3 separate regions of the Homo sapiens genome follow, and all the other regions are linked to region 2. Evidence: chromatin loops called from intact Hi-C (ENCODE). Cell type or tissue: A673. All regions are shown on one strand.

What was found. Peaks named below come from ENCODE experiments on the same cell type or tissue, not always from the same donor. Only the 100,000 strongest peaks of a DNase experiment are listed, where the experiment ranks them.
Region 1: a loop joins it to region 2, with 4 times the contacts of the local background. A loop is called at or near these places in 93 of 110 quality-filtered maps.
Region 3: a loop joins it to region 2, with 4 times the contacts of the local background. A loop is called at or near these places in 27 of 110 quality-filtered maps.

The regions. Positions count from the first base shown.
Region 1 is chr9:86,483,133-86,491,132 of GRCh38, reverse strand. All of the region lies in intron 1 of LOC102724080 (a long non-coding RNA gene), which reads right to left. Among named protein-coding and RNA genes, the nearest start is that of TUT7, 130 kb to the right of the region's middle. In A673, a CTCF peak has its summit at 3,693 (motif pointing left); a DNase peak (open chromatin) is centred at 3,662; H3K27ac peaks cover 3,888 bases.
Region 2 is chr9:87,332,143-87,340,142 of GRCh38, reverse strand. No RefSeq gene overlaps it. Among named protein-coding and RNA genes, the nearest start is that of DAPK1, 160 kb to the left of the region's middle. RefSeq lists a silencer at 3,506-3,675. In A673, CTCF peaks have their summits at 3,118 (motif pointing left) and 3,468; DNase peaks (open chromatin) are centred at 2,212, 2,582, 3,082 and 3,522; H3K4me3 peaks cover 1,510 bases; H3K27ac peaks cover 5,809 bases.
Region 3 is chr9:86,644,502-86,652,501 of GRCh38, reverse strand. No RefSeq gene overlaps it. Among named protein-coding and RNA genes, the nearest start is that of LINC02834, 60 kb to the left of the region's middle. In A673, no CTCF peak of the experiment used is centred here; DNase peaks (open chromatin) are centred at 2,361, 3,541, 3,821, 4,161 and 1 weaker place; H3K27ac peaks cover 7,725 bases.

The DNA.
Region 1 (8,000 bases), 850 kb after region 2:
TGGCTGCCTCCACCACACTCCTCTCCCCGGAATCCTAGTTGGCGTGGAAGGAGGATAGCTGTTGGGAATTTCCTCTTCCCAGCTCCCTTGAAGGGTGCCCCACCTATACATAGGTGTGTGGTCAGCTTCACAGAAATGAAAAGTGGTTATTCCTCACACAAGGGTTGGGAGTAATTACTTCTAAGGAAATATAATACTCAAGAAAAAGAGGCACTCAGATGAGAACGGTGCCTAACCCCTGACCTCTGTGGGGAGCTGCATGGCTACAGTGATGCAGTAGTGCAGGGTGACCAGGCACATATGATGGGACACCTGTCCTAATTCATTCATTGAGCAAACACTTATTAAGCATCTGCCATATGCCTGGCATCACCAATGCTCAATTTTTCTCACCAAACCTTTTGAGAAGCTGATTCTCAAGTGTGAAGTAATAACAAAGAAAAAGACAGGAAGGGCCCAAAGTTGTACAAGTTGCAAGTCGTGACTGCACAAGAGGACCCAACCAGGCAAGTGACTGGGGACTAAAATCCAACCCACGCTCCTGTTGCTAATGTAGCTACCCATACAGAGGGCTGCATTCATGCAAGGGATGCACCTTTTCCTAATGTGCAAAAAATACTGTCTAGTCCAACAGAGACTCTGTGCAGAAGATATGGCATATGGTCAGACGCCTGCAGGCTGCAGTTGCCCATTATCAACTCTTTCCCTAAGAATAGATGAATGAATTTGTCGTTGCCTCATTTTCCTGATCTGTAAAACAGAGTCAATAGTGTTTGTGCTTGCCTTACACCTTGAGACAGTCATTATGAGGTGCAGACTGCGCTCATCAGAAAGAAGATTCTTGGCTGGAGCAGTGGCTCATGCCTGTAATCCCAGCACTTTGGGAGGCTGAGGTGGGCAGATCACTTGAGCTCAGGAGTTTGAGACCAGCCTGGCCAACATAGCGAAACCCCGTCTCTACTAAAAATACAAAAATCAGCTGGGCTTGATGGCGCACTCCTGTAATCCCAGCTGTCTGGGTGTCTGAGGCAGGAGAGTCACTTGAACCCAGAAGGTGGAGGCTGCAGTGAGCCGAGATGGTGCCACTGCACTCCAGCCTGGTGACAGAGTGAGACCCTGTCTCAAAAAAAAAAAAAGAAAAAAGAAAGAAAGAAGATTCTCAAATAATATAATTATATTAAATAATATATAATAACAAATTACATTCAATAATAGAATACATTTTCTTGCGTTCTTCCAAGAGGGTACTATTTATTAGCTATGGATCATCCTATGGTTAGAAAATAAACCCTACTTTGTAGTCCCTGCCAAGGAAAATTAGTGGAAACTCTTATTTTACCAGGCAAGCAATGGTCCTGAAAAGATCTTAGCAAGGCACTAGCTACACAGCTTAATGCCTATTCAGGGATCCAACTAAAACTTCAGTTCTTCACCAACCATACTCTCAAATGTTTTATGGAAACAGAGGTCACAAATAAGGTTACCAGCCAACTTTTGGAAGGAGATGGAGAAGGGACTTTCGTTCCTTGAGGGCAGACAATGTGTTTTTCTCATCCTTGAATTTCAGGACCCAAACTGAAATGTGGGAGCTCAATCAATGTCTGTTGACATTTGTGTTGCGTGGTCAACATGTGCTTCCAAGTATCTGATCACTTCAACGGAGAGATGTGGACTCAGACATTGGATTAGGAGAGCCCTAAATAATTCATACAAAATAATCTAATTTGGTTAGGCCTGCAGAAAAGGAACTTCAAGTCCCATGTTTAGAAACTTCTTTGTATCTAACCTAAATCTTGCATGTTCCTCTAGTTCTAGCATTAAAGGAGTAAAAAACAAAAATGCTATGAAATCATGACTCTGATTCTGCTTATCCAGGCTATGTATATGGTCTCAGTCCATTTTCTGTTGCTTATAACAAGATAACTGAAACTGGATAATTTTTGAAGAAAAAGAATTTATTTCTTAGTTATAGAGGCTGAGAAATCCAAGGTTGACGGGTCTCATCAGGAGAGAGCCTCTCTGCTGATGGTGAAGCAGGATATTTCCCTGACCCCTTCACAGCACTCAAAAGGGGATGCCTCATTCACTCAGCCTGCAGCTCTCAACTCCTCACGGGAGAGGGCACATGAGAGAGAGGCCAGCAGGGGCGAACTCCACTCACTCAGACCCACTACGCTTCACCTCTCAAGGGAAGGAGCACACAGGTGAACAGGTGCAGGAGCCAAGGCGAGTGCTTTTGGGGACCAGCAGGAGTGAACTCTGTAACGGCCCCACAGCAGTGTCTGGGGGAGCGCCTATGACCCCTGAAGCCCCAGAGGGAGTGTTACAGTGCTCTTTTAGCTTTGCCCTCAGCGCACAGCTTAAGTGTTGAAAGCTCAATGGATCCTCTGCCTTTTCATTTGAGGTGGCTGCCTTCTGCTAGAGAGGGTAAAGGGTTAGTGTGACAGCCTTTTGCATCCACACTCGTGGCACCCAAGCTGTTGTCCAGCATCCAGGAGAAATGAGGTCACACAAACGAATTGAAGGATGGTAAACATGGGGGATTTTATTGCCGATTAAAGTGTCTCTCAGCAGGAAGGGGAGCTGAAAGGGGGATGAGGCGGAAAGATCATCTTCCCCTGAAGTCCAGCTATCTCTGGCCGAATTCTTCACTGTCAAGCTGTCCCTCTGAAGTCAAACCACTTCTCTCCAATGTCCAGCCATAGTCTCCGATGTCCAGCTGCTTCTCCTCTCTGCCACCTGAGTTCTGGGGTTTTTATAGGCACAGGATAAGGGGCAGGGCAGGCCTTGGGTGGTTTTGGAAATGGCAACATTTGAGCAGGAAAACAAGGATGTAAGTTCTACCTTTGGGCAGCAGTTTCAGGCTTTTCGGCTTGAGGGTGGGTCCCCCGCAAGGGCCCCACCCTCTTCTGCCCAGAGTTTCCCTGCCTCCTGGGGGCAGGGAATCAGTGAGGACTCTTTGCAGAGGCCCGAGGCTGCACAGGGCATCACATCGTGAGGGGGCTGAGCATGCTAGCTCCCATCTCTCTTCCTCTTCTTACTAAGCTACCATTCCCACTTTAATGACAGCTCATTGATCCATGAATAAATCCAGGCACCACCTAAAGGCCACACCTCTCAATACTACCACATTGGAGATTACATTTCAACATGAATTTTGGAGGAGACATTCAAATCATAGCATACAGAAACCAAAAGATTGACATTTGAAGATGTTCTAATCTAACTACTCTAATATGCTGTCTCCAAATTATCAATGAATTTATCTTTAAAGGTAAACATCTAAGTAAACTAATATTATTGTCACTGGGCCATTCTATGGCCATTTGCTGTAAGGACACTGTTTCTGAATTTCTTTTTGTCCAACTTATCTTTCAGTTGATTGTATTTTCAGCCTTGACAGCTAACAGGATGGCTTGCTTATTATCTAATTTTAATAAAACCTCAAGATTGTAGTAGAGAAAAAGCAGGTTCTGGGGTCTCCAGTTCAAGGTCCCATTGTCATTTCCTTCCTGAGAGTTAAGGAAGGGGTTTGGAGAAGGAAATTCTCATGAATGATGCTCGATTGATCCTTAAATGTGTTTACTCTGGTTTCAGCAGCATCAGTTCTCCCAGCACAGAGACTAAATAATACTTTGCCATTTCATTCTTCTCCCAAGCAGATAGCCTTAGGAATGTATTTACTGCCACCTTGTGGAATGGAAATAAACTTAAAGGGCCTAGTCTAGTCAAATTTTGTTCCCAACTTCTCCTTTTTTGATCATTTTGCTTTCTCTGGGAAGGAACTTCTAGGCTGATCTTGTTACAGGAGCCTCTTGCACCTGGTGGGAGGTGAGGGGGAAGACTCAGTTTTCTTCATACACTGTCATTCTCTGTCAAAATGGAGCTATAGCATAGAAAAATCAAAAGCTTTCAGTCCTTGGAAAACTCCTAAACCTCACTGACAGTGCCAGGAATTGAACCATAATCCCAGATGATTATATTTACAAGAAAAGGCCTACCCATAATCTCTGCAAAAGATAATATTATTCACATATGTTTTGTATAGAAATCCACATACATTGGCTTAGCATGTTTGGATTTTTATCTTAGACTAGAAAATCAGCCTGACCTAACAGAAGTGTGTAAAACTGCCTGCCCTACAATATATCACATCATTTGCTTTTAATGCTGTGCATGGTCTGGTTTATTTTCCATTGCATTTTTCTGTTGCAAAGACATTTCTATAGCTGTGTATATGTCTAGAGATGGCTCTAAAAAAAGGACTGACTTAAAAACAAGACTGTACCCATGTTGGGATAAACATATCTGTTTTACCTCAGAGTGAATTATCTCATTATGAGAAAGTTTAAGTATGTTAAATATACACCAAAGTTTTTGTTGTTGTTGGTTTGAGACTGGGTCTCAATCCGTCATCCAGGCTGCAGTGCAGTGGCAGCATCACAGCTCACTGCAGCCTCAACCTCCTGGGCACAAGTGATCCTGCCATCTCAGCCTCCTGAGTAGCTGGGACTACAGGCACACACCACCACACCCAGCTAATTATTTTGTATTTTGTAGAGATATGGTTTCATCTTCTTGCCCAGACTAGTCTCGAAGTCCCGCACTCAAGCAATTCACCCATCTTGGCCTCCCAAAGTGCCGGGATTACAGGCATGAGCCACTACACCCGGCCTACACCTAAATGTTTTAAAGGTTTAATTATAAAAACTGCATCTTTTTAATTTTAAAAATGCACAACTTTTTCGCTTGGAAGAAGCTACTTTTGTACAGCTCTTCTTCATAATACCTGAGTAATAACACGTACTACTGCAGCTTTAGCCTGAACCATCACAATAGTTATAATACTGGACAGCAAGGACCTTAAAGCTAAACAGATAAAATATAGGAAGTAACTAAAACCATCTTGCAGCAAAACTTCTTCCTTCATGAAATCTTTTTTTTTTTCACCAAAAGAAGGAATTAACTCTAACTAGGGTTGTAATTTTTGCCACACGATTCTCTTTATATGCCAAAAGGTTCTGGGGCTGAAAGTTCAGGAGAGGAGGGACAGATGACTGAGGCTCTCTCGGGAATGCTTGGGAATCTGGAATACTGAAGCATGAATATTTGGGAGAGAAAAGGTCTGACACAAGGCAGGACCCAGAAAGGGAGCTGAGCCAAGTTCTCCAAGAGCCATGTAAGTCCCCAGGCTCAAGTTTTCAGAGTATTGTCAAAGCTAGAGAGACAGAAAGGGTCAGAAGCCCAGGAGTGAGAGAAGCAATGCGAGGAAAATAAAGACAAAGAGAAGAGTAGACTGAAAAATAAAATGCATTCTTGGTACTAAGTGATTGATCCTACTTGTTTTTTTGTTTTGTTTTGTTTTTTAATGTCTAAGTCCTTAAGAAGAGAAATAAAAGAGAATCCAACTGGAAGTAAAGAAGATCCATGAGATTTCTCTGAGGAGAGAAAGTAAAGTTAGTCACTAAATATTTACTCAGAATGTTGTGGTCCTTGGTGCTGTTCACCAAATATGTCATCTCTCCCGTGCTCTGAGGGAAATTGCACTTCCTGGTGCCCGTGCGGCTGAGTGGGGCCATGTGACTAGTTTTGGTTGATGAGTAGAGAGCAGAAATGACATGTGTCACTTCCAGGACAGGACATTTGATTGTTGCAAGACTTAGAGTTCTTTATTCCCTTTGGGGCAGTGGCCTGAAATTCATGGTGGCTCGGCCCACCTGGACCTGTGAGAGAATGCCACGAGCACAGTCTGTGCTGGACATGTGATGTAAGTAACAAACAAATCTTTATGGTTTAGGCCACTAACATTTTGGAGATGTTTGTCACTGCAGCATGACAAGGTCAATCCTGAGGTATACCTGCATTAAGGAGACAGTATGATCATCTCTTTGAAGTATATAAAGTATTAACATGGTCCTTATGCTTGAGAAATGAATGCCTAAAGCTTGTAGTGGACATGAAGAGAAGGTATTAGATAGTGCCAAGAAAATCTTACATTTAAAAGCTGTTTTCTGGCCAGGTGCAGTGGCTCTTGCCTGTAATCCCAGCACTTTGGGAGGCTGAGGCTGGCTGATCACTTGAGACCAGGAACTCGAGACCAGCCTGGCCAACATGGTGAAACCCCGTCTCTACTAAAAGATACAAAAAATTAGAGGGCCTGTGATCCCAGCTACTCGGGAGGCTGAGGCAGGAGAATCGCTTGAACTGGGATGCAGAGGTTGCAGTGAGCCAAGATTGCACTACTGCAGTCCAGCCTGGGTGACAGAGTGAAACTCCTTCTCAAAAACAGACAAATAAATAAATAAAATAAAAATAAAAGCAATTTTCTGTCTTCTCAAAGGAAGATTGAATTCGCCTTCCAGGCAAACATTTTGCTTTGCTTTAGGAACACCAAAATGTGTCCTTTGGTCACTAATGTAAATCGAGGATACTCACAAAGATTCTTATCGGAGTGTGTGGAAGACCCCACCGATAAAATTTGGCTCTTTTAGAACAGAAAATGCAGCCTGGACTTGGGAAAAATTGGTTCTTTTAGAACAGGAGGCAAAGCCTTGACTTGGAAATGTAAATTGTTACATAGACTTGAGTCGGAGTTGTGGCTCAGGGGCTTTCTTGCTTTCTTGACCGAGGGAAACATATTGCTCTGTCTTAGTCTTGCTCAGATATTCCCAAGGGGTAGGCAGCCATAAAAGACCCTAAGGAGAATCTGGGTCCCTGGGGTTGGAGCAGAACCACTACTAAGAGCTACACAAACCATTTCTCTGTTGTTTGTCTCTTCATTGACTCCTGGGTCTTAATAAGGACCTATCAAAAGTTGTGGCCTGGCTTTCATTTTTTGGGGATGAAGTATAGGGAACAGAAAACGCCCCACTTGAGATGCAATGGTAAGCAGGACTGCGGTGCCTGCGCCTCCAGCTCAGGGGATGGTGATAACATCAGCTAGAGCAAGGCCCACTGCCCATTAGCAAAAGTGCCATGGGAGAGACATGGAGCACATGCCAAGGAGGCTGTAACAAGGAATATGAGGAACTTGATCCAACCACGTGTTAAGGTTGCTGATGATGATAGCTAATGTCACATAGTGCTTACCATGAGCCAGTTACTGTTCTAAGCAAAAATTTTAGAGGTAGCCATACACACACAAAGTGTCACATGGTGACAGCAACCTGAGAGGCTTTCAGAAATACATTGGGAACAATGTGGGAGTGGGTGGAGTTTGATTTCCATAACTCAGCAGAGAGGGACTGGGAATAAGGGGTTAATGACCATCTTTTGAAATAACATGCTGGCAGTATCTGGATACACCACACCCAATTGTTTAGTTGAAAACTTCTGTAACTGAGCCTATATTATAAAAATCATAAGATGTTTGCTTTACTTAATTTCCTTTGTCTTTGTCCTTTCCTCCTTCCATGCATGATTACTTACAGTAGAGGTAGTCACTAACTCACTAATAATTGATTAACTTGATGTCCTGACCTCCTGGAAGCTGCCCACAAGATTAATAAACTTGTTTTTTTCCAGAGGACAATGATCCTTAGGTCATGCAGACCTTCTTTGGCTTGTCTCATTTAATCCTCACAACAATCCTAAGAAGTAAGTTTTTAGTCCCATTTTATACACAATGACATCATTTGCCTAAGGTGACACAGCCAGTGAGCTGAGTAGATTTCACTCATTGTACACATCAATGTAATGTCTTCCCAGCATAATTGCTTCCCAGATAGAGTTGATGGCTGTGTTTCCAAAAAGAGAGACCCCTGAGGGGCCCCAGAGGTCATGCATGGCACCCAGAATCCACAGGTGCACCAAGTATCCTATTCAGACAAAATAAATACTATGCCATGCTCATTTCATCAATGCTTGTTACCAATAAGATATACATTCCTGAAAGAATCACTGAATTTACTGTACCTTTGTGTCATTTTGTGTCTTCTCATGCAACAGATATTGAAAGTACAAGCCACAGCATTTGGAGTCCATTAAATTGTCTGACTTTG
Region 2 (8,000 bases):
AATCTTGCTCTGTCACTAGGCTGGCAGGCAGTGGCACAATCTCGGCTCACTGCAACCTCTGCCTCCTGGGTTCAAGCGATTCTCCTGCCTCAGCCTCCCGAGGAGCTTGGACTACAGGCTTGAGCCACCATGCCCGGCTAATTTTTGTATTTTTAGTGGAGGTTTCACCATGTTGGCCAGGGTAGTCTCGCTCTCTTGGCCTCCTGATCTGGCTGCCTTGGCCTTCCAAAGTGCTGGGATTACAGGCGTGAGCCACTGAGCCCAGCCAGATCAGGGTCTGCTTTTTCATAAAGGCAATGCGGGTAGTGGGTGGAGGTGTGAGGGTCCTATATGGGCCATAAAGAAAGAGAACTGGGAGTCTGGGTGCAGTAATGGGGAAGATCTTACAGTGAGTAGATTTTGCTCTAAAATAAAGGAAACACTGGCTAAATTCTTTTCCTTGCAAGAGTTAGAATAGAACATGGTATGCAGGAACTGCTTCTGTTTTCTTGTAAAATAGTGCCAGCAAACTATTCAGGTCATTTGCTCGACAGTTTTTCTCTTAAAAAATTTAAAATGTTGGGGCCGGGCATGGTGGCTCATGCCTGTAATCCCAGCACTTTGGGAGACCCAGGTGGGTGGATCACAAGGTCAGCAGTTTGAGACCAGCCTGACCAACATGGTGAAACCTGGTCTCTACTAAAAATACAAAAAAATTAGCTGGGCGTGGTGGCGGGTGCCTGTAATCCCAGTGACTTTGGAGGCTGAGGCAGGAGACTTGCTTGAAACCGGAAGGCGGAGGTTGCAGTGAGTGGAGATTGCGCCACTGCTCTCTAGCCTGGGCAAAACTCCGTCTCAAAAAAAAAAAAAAAAAAACAACTTAAAATGTTGTTATTGTTAGTCAAAAAATTTCTTTTTTCTCTTAAATTTTGTTTATTTCTAGGGCTGCCATAACAAAGTGCAATATTCTAAGATTTTGTTTGTTAATTAACTTTCCAGTTCACAACTCACATTTCTTAACATTTCAAATGTAAAGTTAGCCTAGAACAGTTGTACATTCAGTACTATCAGAATTTACAAGCTTAATTCAACGACATCTAGTTTCAAATAGCTGCAGTACGTATTTTCTCTTTTCAATTATGCATTCACTCTCTATTCTGATTATTTCAAGTTATGCAAATCAAGCTAGAGAAGAGATTTAATTTAATCAACTGTGGGTTTGCCTACACGGATTTGAATATTAGCTGTCGTCTATATGTAAATGACAAGAGTGAAGAGAACCTGTTGCTAAGCACTGTGACCAATTCCTGATGCAGTCCTTGAAGGTTAACCTTGTCAGACTGTTAGGGAAACAAGAGCATAGGAGAGTCAGAGTCACGTCATTTGAAGTTCAGCTCCATCTTGACACTAATAAGGCACATTCCTTGCTGGTCACAACCCACAGCCCTAAGATGTTTACAGTTCAGAAAACAGCTTGATGATACCTGCAAGGACACACTCCTATGACAATGGAATGTCCAGATGTCCCAATATCCATAACAATGCATGCTTCTAAGGTAATTACACGTATGATTTGATGTATTTACACACTATATGACTAGGAGAGTTTTCTTTGAGTCAGCAAAAAATAAGCAATTTTGCCATGCTGTCAGCCCACCTGCACAGAGACATAGCTTATCTTTTGCATAGAAAAGACCCCCATGTAAGAAAAACAAAACAAAGATGAAGCGTTCCTCCTCTTGCTTTCTGAGGATCCCTACTCTGTAACTGCGTATCTTTCAATCAACTCTCTCTTCTCACTGCACTCTGCGACCCGCCTTACATTGTTTCCTGCGTGAGATCCAAGAACCCTCTTGGGGTCTGGATTCAGGACTCCCTTTTCTGGCAACAAGACCTCAAAGCCAGACTCAAAAAGTCAGATTGGTTGCGGGAGATTGCTCGGTGTGCTCTGGAGGAGGACACCTCCCCCCAGGTCCGGTGACTGGGGGGATTCTAAAAACCAGATGCTTTTTTAGACATCTGCCTGTCGTTTATGGTTTATGAGATAGAAAGATTGAACAGGAATATGAGAGAGGAGTGAGAGATCGTTTCTGCCTACAAAGAATTCTCCATTCACTCAAATGAAGCTGCGTTCTTTGCATTCCAGACCGAGAAAGGAGGCTAAGGTATCCATCCCCCGAGGAAAAATAGGAGACTAGATACTTGGCGCTGTTAGCAATCTGGGAGGAGCGAGAAACCTTCAAATCACACAAAGGGTCAAGAACAGGGAAATCATCAGCCGAGTGAGTTCTCAGCAGAGGACCACATGAGAAAGGTGGCCACCCCTCTAGCCAATCATAAACAGAAGACTCACTCCTTAAAGTGCGAACATGGCTCTTTGGTGGGGAGAAGAGATAAGAGGTGGATTTTTACGGGGTTTATAAACACACCATCAGCTCATCTTGAAGACGCAAGAGAAGTTTTCAGGCACAGATGTTGTTTTGCTTTAGGAAGCTAGCGATGTGTTCTTCACAGGAAAGCTGACCAAATCCCAGAATTAATTATTCATTGTCTCCTTCCCCCCTCCCCCCCACACTAAACTGGGTCAGGGAGAGAGTTTCATATTTGTGTTGCTGTTACAGCGCCAGCTCAGAAGTAAAATGATTGGCTGAGACTTGGAGCTTAACAATTAACGTTAAATACAGGCAGCTGGCTGTGTTTTGCTTAAAAGCCACAATCAAGGAATCTGGCAATCTGGAATTTTGTGATGGCTGATGCCTGTTTGTTTTTTTTCCCCCCCCATTTGCACAATTGCGAGTCTTCTGGGAACTTTTCTTTTACTGACACTATGGTTTTGCATGTTTAAAAAATTGGCAGACATCCTCGGAGGTAACGCAAGGTGCCTCGGTGCCATACACAGCCAAGGTGTGCAGTTCCGCGGCCGCATGATTCATAGTTCTGCTCTGTTTGGTAAAAACAAACACTGAAGACGCGTTATCAGTTTATTAGTACAATGTTTAATTGTGCTCTTTTTTTTTCTGTTCTCACTCCGTTAATTGCTCATAAATGGGAAAACAAAAAGGATTGAGTCCTTTTAGCGGTCGGGCTGCTCTGGAGGTGAACTGTATTCTATTGCTTCTAGGGCCACCTTGTGGACAACAAGTGTATTTAGAAATTAGACTTACAGGATGGATTCATTGGGAAAGCGTAGTAGACTGGTAATATGACTTTGGAATTCTTGGTTATAAAATCTAAGTATAATGATAATGACTTAGTTTTTATTAGAAGAACATTCCAGAAAATGTCCTAATTTAGGAAAGGCTAGTAATTGTGGCGAGTATGGAAATCTACCCATCACCATAAAATATATAATGATAATCCAGATTTTATATTTTATAGTTTATTATCAATCATCTAAATTTCCTTACAATTCTTTCATGTGCTGGGGGTGGAGAAAAACCCAGGAGAGAGAGAGAGAGCCTGTTTCTCAACTATCTCAGTATTTCAGATTTCTTGCTGTTTTCCTCACCCCGCTAGATGGCATCTGGCTGCATGAAAGAAGTGACATAACCTTGGGGTGGTGGGAGGAGATACTGTGTCCCTGAGCACCAGTCCTTCATCTGCTAGTTGCAGATGGGCTGGGCCTTCTATGGGTCTCTGCATGGAGCTTGTTGTGTGCAGCTGGTCCCTTCTGGCTGCATGTCAGGTAGGGGTCATGAGTCCCCATGTTCCACAGACCCCATAGCTTTGTGATCTTTGGTCAGCACAGCTAATCTCAGAACCTTTGAGGACACGTTTGTGGATCTTCTGCAGACCATGCATAGGCTCTGGGGCACCAGTAACATTTTCTCAGGATGTCTACGTAGATATCTTATTCACCATTGCTAGTCCTGCCATGTTGGATGTGAGGGTATACCAAAGACCCACTTCCCAAAGACAGGCTTGGGAGTTTCCAAGTTTACCCTAAGGTCGCAGAAAGGGATAGATATCAAAGACATTGGCAACCAACCTCTTCACTCTGTTTTTCTCTCTTCCCTCCCATGTTCCATCTGGGCTAGAAGAGGAAGGTTCTTCTCCTTTCTGTATATCAGAAGTTTTCCTTTCATCACATCTTGCATTCTTTCTTTCTTTTTTTTTTTTGAGATGGAGTCTCGCTCTGTTGCCCAGGCTGGAGTGCAGTGGCACAGTCTTGGCTCACTGCAACCTCAGCCTCCTGGGTTCAAGTGATTCTTCTGCCTCACCCTCCTGAGAAGCTGAGATTACATGTGTGCGCCACCACGCCCAGCTAATTTTTATATTTTTAGTAGATACGGGGTTTCACCATATTGGCCAGGCTGGTCTTGAACTCCTGACCTCATGATCTGCCTGCCTTGGCCTCCCAAATTGCTGGGATTACAGGCATGAGCCACCATGCCCGGCACATCTTGCATTCTTTCTATCCTATGACTTACAGCAAAGCAGCAGAATCAGTATTGCCAAGCTTCACTTAGATTCTTCAGAATTGTCAAAACGATCCTATTTCTAGAGACACAAAAATACAATTTGTGTAGTCAAAGCAGAAAAATCAACTCCTTTTGTGCATTCCTGATGTAATTATTCTAAATCCTCTTAGAGGCAAATGGATGCTTCTGGCAGATTGAGTGAGTATATACTTGGAAATGCAAATAGAAAAACACACCAGTATTTCTCAATAACAAAGCTATTGGAAGATGATAGCATTAAAGATATTATCTTCATTTTATTATGTTATTTTTATTAGTCCCCAAAATGCAAATATTTCATAGTTTGGATAATAACTTGGAAAGCAAATAATGCAGCCTCTGTATTATTTCTCTCCTGCTGTTTCTTTCCTGACTTGACCAAACTAAGATTGGTTGATGTTTGGTTTTGCATTATAACCTCCTTAGAAGATAAAGGCAAGGAGACTGGGAGAAGCTGGTGCATTTTAATAGGAGCCTATTGTAAAGACATGAATTTATGCAGGACAGCCTTCTTGCCAATCCAGTACCTACACCAAAACAATATTAGCCCCTTCTAATCAAAAAGGAATTTTTATTTCTTTAGGTCAGTAGTTTTTTTCCTTTTTTTTTTTTTTTTTGCAACTTCCACCTCCAGGGTTCAAGCAATCTCCTGCCTCAACCTCCCAAGTAGCTGGGATTACAGGCATGTGCCACTATACCTGGCTAAATTTTGTATTTTAAGTAAAGATGGGGTTTCACCATGCGGGCCAGGCTGGTCTCGAACTCTTGACCTCAAGTGATCCACCCGCCTTGGCCTCCCAAAGTGCTGAGATTACAGGCGTGAGCCACCATGCCCGGCCTAGGCCAATAGTTCTTAACCCGAAGTGAATCATGTCATTTCACTTGGCAAGCATTTTCTAAGCGCATTTTAGCCTTTGATTTAGATATTCTAATTCACTTGTTCTGAGATTGGGCCTACAGAGTTCTGAGAACATTCCTTGTTAGGCATCATGGCTGAGGTTTATGGTCTATCCTCTTGTAATCCATTCTATCGGGCACCATCTATTGCTTTGTGCCATCAATTACCTCTTCTTCGGTAATGCAGTGTCTTGGCAGGGTGTGAAAGGTCACTTTCAAACTATCAGGGCCTGATGATTCATACTTTCCCCAGAGTCCTCTGCATATCCTGGACACAACCGCTTTCTATTTATTCATGGAGTGCCCTGGGAGCCCCAGCATGTCAAGGGACACTAAGATTCCCTGACACTTCCCTTGGTTTACACTAGACTGGGAAGACTATATAGGCATAGAGAGCCCCTGATGGTCTGTAGGATAAAACCATTGAATTCCTGAAAGAAAATCCACCACAAAGGAGGAATAAATAGTAATTGATTAAACATATACAGTCATGTGCCCCTTAAGGACATTTCGGTTGATGATGGACTGAATATATGATGGTGGTCCCACAAGGTTTTCATAGGCAGGCCTGCCTTATACAGGTGTACCACTTTTTAAAAATCTTTCATGCCACATTTTTTACTATACCCTTCCTATGCTTAGATATGTTTAGATACATGAATACCTTCCATCGTGTTATAGTTTCCTACAGTATTCTGCATAGTCACCTGCAGTACAGGTTTGTAGCCTAGAAGGAATAAACTGTACCATATAACCTAGGTGTGTGGTAGGCCGTGCCATCTAGGTTTGCATAAGTACATGCTATGACGTTCACACAATGATGAAATTGCCTTGCAACACACTTCTTGGAATGTATCACCATCTTTAAGCAAAGGATGACTATACTAATTGAACATCTACTATGTGCCACATGATGCGTTGGAGATACCTGACAACAAATAGACAAGCAATCGCCATTTCCACGGGGCATGAGAGGGGACAGGCAATAAAAACTAGAATGGGTAAATACCCAAGACAATGTCAGATAGCAATAGGACCTCTGAAGAGTGGTGGGTGTAGCAGGTGAAGCAGCAGGGATCTGGGTGAAGGAGGGGAGCATGGGTGTGCTTCGGTGTGGGGCTGTGCCTCCCCCAGGGCAGGGCACCCCAACATCACCTCCTCCTAGTCCTGCAGCCTCACTTGAGAGTGCTGTGACTCTTAGCGGAGGACAGGTCCTGGGGCATAAAGGAAAGATTGGAGTTCCAAGGGATCCAAATGAAAGGGCTGTGGGACCTTTCTTTGAAAGGTGGACATAAGGGTTGACAGAGGCCAAGCTGCCTGGGAGAAATAAGTGGAGGTGTGGACACAGGCCCACAGCACGTGAAGGTTAGAAGTCTGCAGGAGATTCTTTTTTTTGTGTGACAAGGTCTCGCTCTGTGACCCAGGCTGAAATCCAGTGGTGTGATCTCGGTTCACTGCACCTTGGTCTTAAACCATCCTCCCACCTCAGCCTCCAGGGTAGCTGGGACCACAGGCATGCACCACCACACCAGCTAATTTTTTGTATTTTTAGTAGAGATGTGGTCTCACCATGTTGCCCAGGCTTGTCTCGAATTCCTGAGCTCAAGCAATCCACCCTCCTCAGCCTCCAAAAGTGCTGGGATTACAGGCATGAGCCACCATGCCTGACTTCTACAGGAGAGTCTAGCAGCGTGGACTGGAGTCGAAGGCCAGGACAGTGGTGGCAGGCACCAGGGCAGAGGGCTGGTGGGCATGGAAGACCTGGAACACTGGGTCTGCAGAGCTCCCCCTGAAATCATCCCTTGGCTCCCATTCGCTCATAATCTGAGCAAGAGAGACCCTAGAAAGGGCCGGGGGGCACTCGGGTTGTCTCTGTATACAATCCTAAGGACTCACATAGATGTTCCTGGAAATAGACAGCAGTCACTGCTAATTAGCTAGCTAGTGGGTGCTCAGAGTATGGAGACTGGTGTATGAGAGGCAATGTGATGGCAAAGTCAAGTTGCCAGCCTCTGAAGCCTGGCCTGTTCTTATCTGTCATATGGTGAGAACTTTGAGGGCAAAGATTCTTCTATTTTCACCACCATGCAAAGTGTCCATGATAGTAGGAAGCAGTAACTCAAGAAATACTTACTAGTTTCTATTTGACTGTTTTGACCTTGGGCTTTATTTTTATTTATTTATTTTTCCATCCAAGGAAGCATCAAAATAAAGGTTGGTGTGTAAATCAGATTGATGTGGGTAAATCAGTAGTTAATAAAATTAAGATTTTTTTCTTCTTGATTCACTTGCAAGCATGACTTGGATAATTTGCAATTATATCTCAGGAAGAATTAAACAATTATATGATGCAAATGAGCTTAAAATGATGCCCTTTGGGATCAAATGCACACAACTGCTTTATCGCTGGAGATTTGCACAGGATTTGTATTTCAGCTGTCTAATGCTAGTAACAAACCACCCTAAAATTTAACAGCTTAAAACAACAACCATTTTATTATCTTTCCCAGTTCTACAAGTTGATTGAGCTCATTTGGAAGAAGCTTCTGCTACACATGATTTTGGCTGTGGCTGCAGTAATTTTGGGGCTTGATTGGGTTAAAATGTCCCAAAGGGCTCATTCACAGAGCTGGCCATTGCTGTGTATAGTGCTGGCCATTGCCT
Region 3 (8,000 bases), 690 kb after region 2:
CTTCCCTAGAAATTTCTTAATAAACTATCCCTCAATCTGCATGCAATTAAAAGTGGGTATAGATACGACTGCAAGACTGTCCTGAGCTGCTACTTTCTGCCTACTGGGTAGCCCTGCTCTGCAGGAGCAGTCACGGAGCTGTAACACCATCAGTGCAGTAACACTGCCACTTCAATAAAGCTGTTTTCTTCTACCTCTGGCTTGCCTTTGAATTATTTCCTGGGCAAAGCCAAGAACCCTCATGGGCTAAGTCCCACTTTGAGCCCCACTTGTCCTGCATTAAAACCATCATAAGTCAGGGACCCCCCATTCTGTACTACAAACAACTCTACACACATAAAATTGACACTTAGAGGACATGAACCAATTTCTCACAACTCACCCAACATTGGAATCAATCATTGGAAAATCTGAATAGCCCTACAACTACTAATGAAATTGACTTTGTAATTTAAAAATTCCCAAAAAAGAGATCTCCAGGTCCAGGTGGTTTCATTGGAGAATGTTTAAAGAAGAACTAGCATTAATTCTACATAATCTCTTCCAGAAAATAGAAGAGGAGGTTATACTTACCAATTCATTTTATGAAGCTTCTATTACCCTGGTGCCAAAACCAGATAAAGACAATAAGGCAGTACAAAAAAGGAGAAGGAAAAGAAAACACAGACCAATATCCCTTATGAATTTAGATGCAAAACTTCTTGACAAAATATTAGCAGATAAAATTCAGCAATACAAAAAAATAATTATACACCATGACGAAGTGGGCTTTATTCTCAGATATGCAAAACCAATTGATATTTGAAAATCAATCAACAAGATCTACCATATTAATAAGTTAAAGAAGAAAAAAGTCACATGATCTTATCAATTGATACAGAAAAATCATTTGATGAAATCCAATACCCATTCATGATGAAAATTCCCAGAAAAACAGGAATAGAGAAGAACTTCTAGAACTTGATAAAGAGCATCTACAAAAAAAACTTACAGCCAAAATTATACCTGATGGTGAAAGACTGAATGCTTCTCCTCCAAGAATGAAATCAGACAAGGATATCTGCATGCATCATTAATCCAATGTAGTACTGGACGTTCTAGCCAAGACAATAAGGCAAGAAACGTAAATAAAGGCATATAGCTTGGAAAGGAAGAAATAAAATTGCCTCTACATGCAGACAGATTTTCCTACAGAGAAGATCTCAAGATAGTTACCAAAAAAAATTCCTAAAACTAATAAGTGACTTCTACAAGGCTGCAGGATATAAGATCAATATATAGGAATTAATTGCGTGTCTATACATTATGAATAAACACAGGGTAACAAATTTTAAAGCACTATCATTTCCAGTAGCTCAAAAAACAAAGCAGGTGTAAATCTAACAAAATATGTATAGGACTCACATGCTTAAAACATCAAAATACTGATGAAAGAAATCAAAGACATAGTATATCTCACATGGACATGGACTAGAACCCTCCACATAGTAAAGATGTCAATTCTCCCAAATTAAATAAAGATTTAAGGCAGTTCCTACCAAAACACTGCCAAGATTTTTTATAGATACAGATGAGATTATTCTAAAATTTATATGGAAATGCAAAAGAAACTAGAAGAGTTAAACAATTTTGAAAAAGAAGAATGAAGTAAGAAGAATCAGTCCCCTCGATTTCAAAACTTATATTAATCAAAACGTACATTAATCAAGAGTGTAGTATTGGTGGAAAGATAGACACACAGATCAACGGAATAGAATAAAGAACCCAGAAACAGACACATAAATATACTCAACTTTTTGACAAAAGTGCCACTCATTTAATGGAGGAAGGATAGTCTTGTCAATAAATGGTGCTAAAGTAATTGGGCATTCACCAATGAAAAAAATAAAACTTGATTTAAGTTTATACCTTATACGAAACTTAACACAAGATGTATTATGGACTTAAGTGTAAAATGTAAAACTTTTGGGAAATAATGTAGGAGGAAATCTTCAGTATCGAGGGCTAAGAGTTCATACAGTAGATGTCAAAGCACAATGCATAAAAGAAAAAAAATTGATAAACTGAACTTCACCAAAATTAAAAACTTTTACTCTGTGAAAATCCCCGGTAAGAAAATGGAAAAAAAAAAAAAAGAAACACAAGATACAGACTGAGAGAATATATTTACAAATCACATCTCTCACAAGAGACTAGTATCTAGAATGTATACAAAATTCTGAAAACTCAATAACAACAAAGCAAGCAGTATAATTAGAAAGTGGGCAAACAACATAAACAGATATTTCACCAGGGAGGAAATACGGATGGCAAATAAGCAAGTGAAAAGTTGTTCCGCATCATTCGCCACTAGGGAAATGCAAATTCAAACCACAGTGAGATATTGCTACACACCTAATGTGAATGATATAAATAAAAATTTATGACAACACCAAATGCCGAGGAAGATACAGAGAAACCAGGTCACTCATACATTGCTGGTGGGAGTGCAAAATGCTGCAGCCACTCTGGAAAACAGTTTGGTGGTTTTAGAAAAACATTAAACATCAACTTTCATATGGCCCAGCAATTATAAACCTGCACATTTATCCCAGAATAATGAAAACTCACGTTCACACAAAAACCTATCCATGAATATTCATAGCTGCTTTATTCTTAATAGACAAACATTGGAAGCAATCTAAATGTCCTTCAATAGGTAAATGGTTAAACAATTAGTATAACTACATCATGAAGTAATACTACCCAGCAGTGAAGAAATGAACTGCTGGCCCATACAACATCTTGGATGAATTTTTAGAGAATTATGTTAAGTGAGAAAAGTCAATCCTACCAGGCTACATACTGTATGTTTCCATTTATAAAACATGCTTGAAATGACAAAATTATAGAAATGGAGAACAGATGAGTGATTGCCAGGAGGTTATGGACAGGGAAGATAGAAGGGAACTAGGTGTGTCTATAAAAGAGCGACATGAGAGATGCTTGTGGAGATGGAAATGTTCTGCATTTTCACTGCATCAATGTCAATATCCTGATTGTGATATTGAACTACAGCTATGCAAGATATCATCATTGGGAGAAACAGGGTAAAGGGTTTGAGGAATATCTCTGCATTATTTCTTACAACTGCACATGAATCTACAATTATCTCAAAAAAATAGTTTAATTTAAAAAGTTTTGTTCACTAATTTGCTCAAATATGTATTGAGCCACTCATGCATTAAAACCAAATGGGCTTCCACAGTTTACAGCTGACATTTCAGCAGTGGGATTATAAAATAAGATATATGAGCTTGCCTATGGGCTGGAGAAAGGATTTTCTTGGAGGGAGAATTCAAATTGTGAAGCAGAAAAACATGTTCAGTCAGCTCTTCAGCAAAGAGGGAGTGGTGTGTTGGTAAAATTCTCTGTTGCTGCACCCAGATGTTCCAAAACGATGGGCTGGCTGAGGTGTGATGTTCTCAGAAGACCATCTTCCCCACCTCGGGTCAACCTGCACCCTACACTCTCAGTTTGCTCTCTCAGGAGAGAATAGGCCTTCGGAGCCCCGTGGGATGCTGCATGTTAGGTTTCTGGGCTCCCAGTGGAACCTGCCCAAATTAGCCCAGAGCATGATGGCAGTGAGGGCAGGTGGCCCCGGGTTGAGAGCACGGCTTTGGAGACACACATACCTGAGTTTTTGTTGTTTCTTGTCCACCTATTGGTATGCAATCTTGACCAAATTACCTATCTTTCCTAAACCTGTTTTTCATCCACAAAGTGAAGTATCTACTTCCTGAGCTGGTTCTTTCATTTGTTTAATGCATTTTAATAGCACACCTAGAATGGGTCAGTGACTGTTGTAGAGACTAGAGAAATCCCAGTAAACAACACAGAAGAAAGGAAGGAAGGGAGGGAGGGAGGGAGGGAGGGAGGGAGGAAGGAAGGAAAGAAGGAAGGAAGGAAGGAAGGAAGGAAGGAAGGAAGGAAGGAAGGAAGGAAGGGAGGGAGGAAGGAAATCTTGAGGGTATTCAGATAACAAATGAAATAAATAAAATACATAGTATATTCAATAGCGATTAATACTTTTCAAAGGGAAATAAAAAGCAGAAAAGGAGGCTAAGATGTGCTGAGGAACGAAGAGAGGATTTGATTTTAAAAAGCGTAAGTCCTCATTGAAAAGGTAACAGTTTGAGCTTAAGTTATTATGAATGGCGTGAGAAAGCCATGCAGCTAGTTGCAAGTTTTAATGAGAAAAGGAGAGGATTAAATGAGATAATATTGGTAATAGGCTTAGTATAATATAATGCTTGGGACACAGAAAATGTTCAATAAATGTTAATAAGAGAGACACTGAAAGAAAAAATAATTATAGACCAGTAGAATAAATTCTACCCATAATACTGTAAATGCAGGTGGCTTCAGATGTCATAAAACTACTTAGTACTTGCAGAACCCTGCCCGACTGCCCTATCATCTAAGGTTATGTCTTGAAACCTGGTCCACAATTCACCTGCATCAGCATCACCTGGATCTTGTTAGGAATGCACATTCTCAGGCCTGCTGAATCAGTCTCTGTAGGTGGAGCCCAGGAGCACGCATGCTCACTAGCTCTTTAGGGAATTCTAATGATGGCTAGATTTTGAGAACCATCAGCCTGGAAGGAACAGGCCCACTTATCATGTGACCTTGAGAATGACACTCCTGACAATGTCCACACATATCTCAATCCTTACACTATGGTAAGTACAGTCATGTGTCACCTAACGGCAGGGACACATTCTGAGAAACACAACTGTAGGTGATTTCTTCATTGTGTAAACATCGTAGAGCGTACTTATACACATCTAGAAAGTATAGCCTCCTACACAGCTAGGCTATATGGTATGGCCTATGCTCCTAGGTTACAAACTTGGGCAGCATGGTACTACACTGAATACTGTAGGCAACCGAAACACAATGGCAGCTATTTGTGTACCTAAACATATCTAAACATAGAATAGGTACAGTACAAATACAGTATAAAATATTTCATTTTAGGGCTGAGTGCAGGGGCTCATGCCTGTAATCCCAGCACTTTGGGAGGTCAAGGCCGGCAGATCACTCAAGAGTTTGAGACCAACCTGGGCAACATATCAGGACTCTGTCTTGTAAAAATGAAAAAAAAAATATTAAAAAAAATTACTTTTTTAACAATACACCTTTATAGGGCACTTGCCATGAATGGACCTTGCAGGACTGGAAGTTGCTCTGGGTGAGTTCATGAGTGAGTGCTGGGTGAACGTGAAGGCCTAGGGCATGACTGTGCATTATTGCAGATGTTATAAACACTGGACACTTAGGTTACCCTAAATTTATGTTTAAAATTTCTTTCTTCAATAATAAATTAACCCTAGTTTATTGTAACTGTTTTACTTTTTAAAGTTTTCTTTTTCTTTTTCTGTTTTTTTTTTCTTTTTTTTTTTTTTTTGAGATGAAGTCTTGTTCTGTCGCCCAGGCTGGAGTGCAGTGGTGCAATCTCAGCTCACTACAACCTCCACCTCCCAGGTTCAAGCAATTCTCTACCTCAGCCTCCCAAGTAGCTGGGATTACAGGTGCCCGCCACCACGCCCAGCTAATTTTTGTATTTTTAGTAGAGACTTGGTTTCACCATCTTGGCCAGGCTGGCCTTGAACTCCTGACCTCATGATCCACCTGCCTCGGCCTCCCAAAGTGCTGGGATTACAAGCGTGAGCCACCGCACCTGGCCTAAAGTTTTCTTTTTTAAGCTTTTTGACTCTTTTATGATAACATTTAGCTTGAAACCCAAACACATTTTACAGCTTTACAAAAACATTTTTCTTTATATCATTTTTCTATAAGCTTTTTCTATTTTTTAAGCTTTTACTTTTTACTTTGTAAACTTTTTTGCTAAAACCTAAGACTAAAAACACACCTAGGCCTACACAGGGTCAGGATCATCAATATCACTGTCTTCCACCTCCACATCTTCTCCCACTGGAAGGTCTTCAGGGACAGAAGCACACGTGGAGCCATCTGGTCCTAGAATAACAATCCCTTCTGCTATTATACCTTCTGAAGGACCTGCCTGAGGCTCTTTTACAGTTAACTTTTTTTTTCAGTAGATGTACACTCCAAAATAATAATAAAAAGTATAGTATTGTAAATACACAAATGAATAACAGTCATTTATTATCATTATCAAGTAGTATGCACTGCACATATGTATGTATGTGTCCGACTGTTATACAGCCAGCATCGCAGTAGGTTTGTTTCTGCCAGGATCACCATAAACACGTGAGCAATGCCTTGTGCTATGACATTACCACAGTTATCATGTCTCTAAGTGATAGGATTTTTTCAGCTCCATCTAATCTTATGGGACCACTGTCATATACTAGCCCTGTCTTGACCGAGACATTGTTATCTGGCCAATGACTATGATTTTTCTATTTGTCATAAGGGACACTGAGCCTCAAAGAATTCAGGTGGGCCTGGAACTCAAACCCAAGTCAGTAAGCCTCTCAACCTCCCATTCTTTCCACTGTCCTCCTGGCTTTGCTTGCCAGGAACACAAACAGGCAGCAAGGAGGGGGAGTCCCTTACCCTGGGGCTCCTTGAACCCAAGACCTACAGCTCTCCGCAGCATCCCCATGGAGACACAGATGCTCAGTTTCCTCTACTCAGAGATTATGGAATATACAATTGAAAAAAAAAAAAGAAAGAAAGAGTGGCTTGCTCACCTCAAGTTCAATTTTTTTGCTTATGATAATTTGTGTTAAAAACCAAAGGAACTGTCACAAAACAAATCAGGCCTTCGTCTGAGCCTTCACAGATCTGTCAATCCCTGCCAGGGCCTGGCATCCGCGCTCTTGTAACATCCGATGCTGGACCATGCGCTTCCCAAAACCTCCTACGCCAGAGCCAGGGCCCTCCGCGGTCCTGAAGGCCTATTCAGTTTGTGCAGTGGAGGGGAGGGGACACAGTTCCCGGGGTTAAGAGCTGGCAGTGGGGCGCGCAGAAGCCCAGCTACCACCGCCAGGGACAGTCATTCAGAGCTCCATGTGGGTCTCTTTTGTGCCGGTGGGTGAGGCTTCCCACCATCGGTTCCGGTGACTTGGAATGCCAAGGGCCTAAACTTAATTAACTTCTCCGGGCCGGGACTTTTCCATCTCAGCCCGCATCCTGCTTCGTGGGGCGGCGGGATGCAAGGGCTCCCTGCACAAACATAAGGCCAGGGACCTTAGTGGGAGCATCGGCAAATACAACAGGGCCAGTGGCATCCTCATTAAACTCTGATTAGCAAGTGGACTTGATCCAGGCCAAATCAGAGCTGAATGAGATTTCTTTCTTCTTCTTCTTCTTCTTTTTTTTTTTTTTTTGCTGCCAGTTGATCAGATGTAGGCAATTAAGAACCCCCACACCTCCAGCTCTTGTATTTTTTTGAAGCGGGGAGCTCATACCAGTCAAGCCATAAAGACACTATTGTCCTAAGAACAATATTCCCCACTAATCTCACTTCTGGCAATTTACTTTTTCTTCCCAAGCAGATTTAGAAACTTAAAAAAAAAATCTTTGAAAGAGTACGGGGGAGGAATACTCCATGGTATCTAATCCTATCGCAAAGTAGGAGTTTTCTTGTTCCATTCAGCTTTTCTTTGAATGAGCACTGGATAAATAAACTACTGCATGGTCACATGGAGGCAGAGACCGTGAGGATCCAATTATGCATATGGAGGCGTGTGCATTCTGGTTTGCAAATCAAACACAAAGAGTGCAGCACAAGCTCCCTTAAATCAGTCCTCACTACAAATTTACAAACCTTCAAGGTGAGATTTGCTTTTGTTAAGTGCTTAAGGGCAATTATTACCTTTCTTTAATTTTCTGCTGGTAATTAGACTCCCAATCCAGTCCAACCTGGTCTGTACCTGGAAGGCAGCAGTACTTTTTGGTGTGATAGTCCTCAAAGCCAGCCAGCCAGCCTTGGGAGGATTCCTGAGAACTCAGAGAACTTTTTC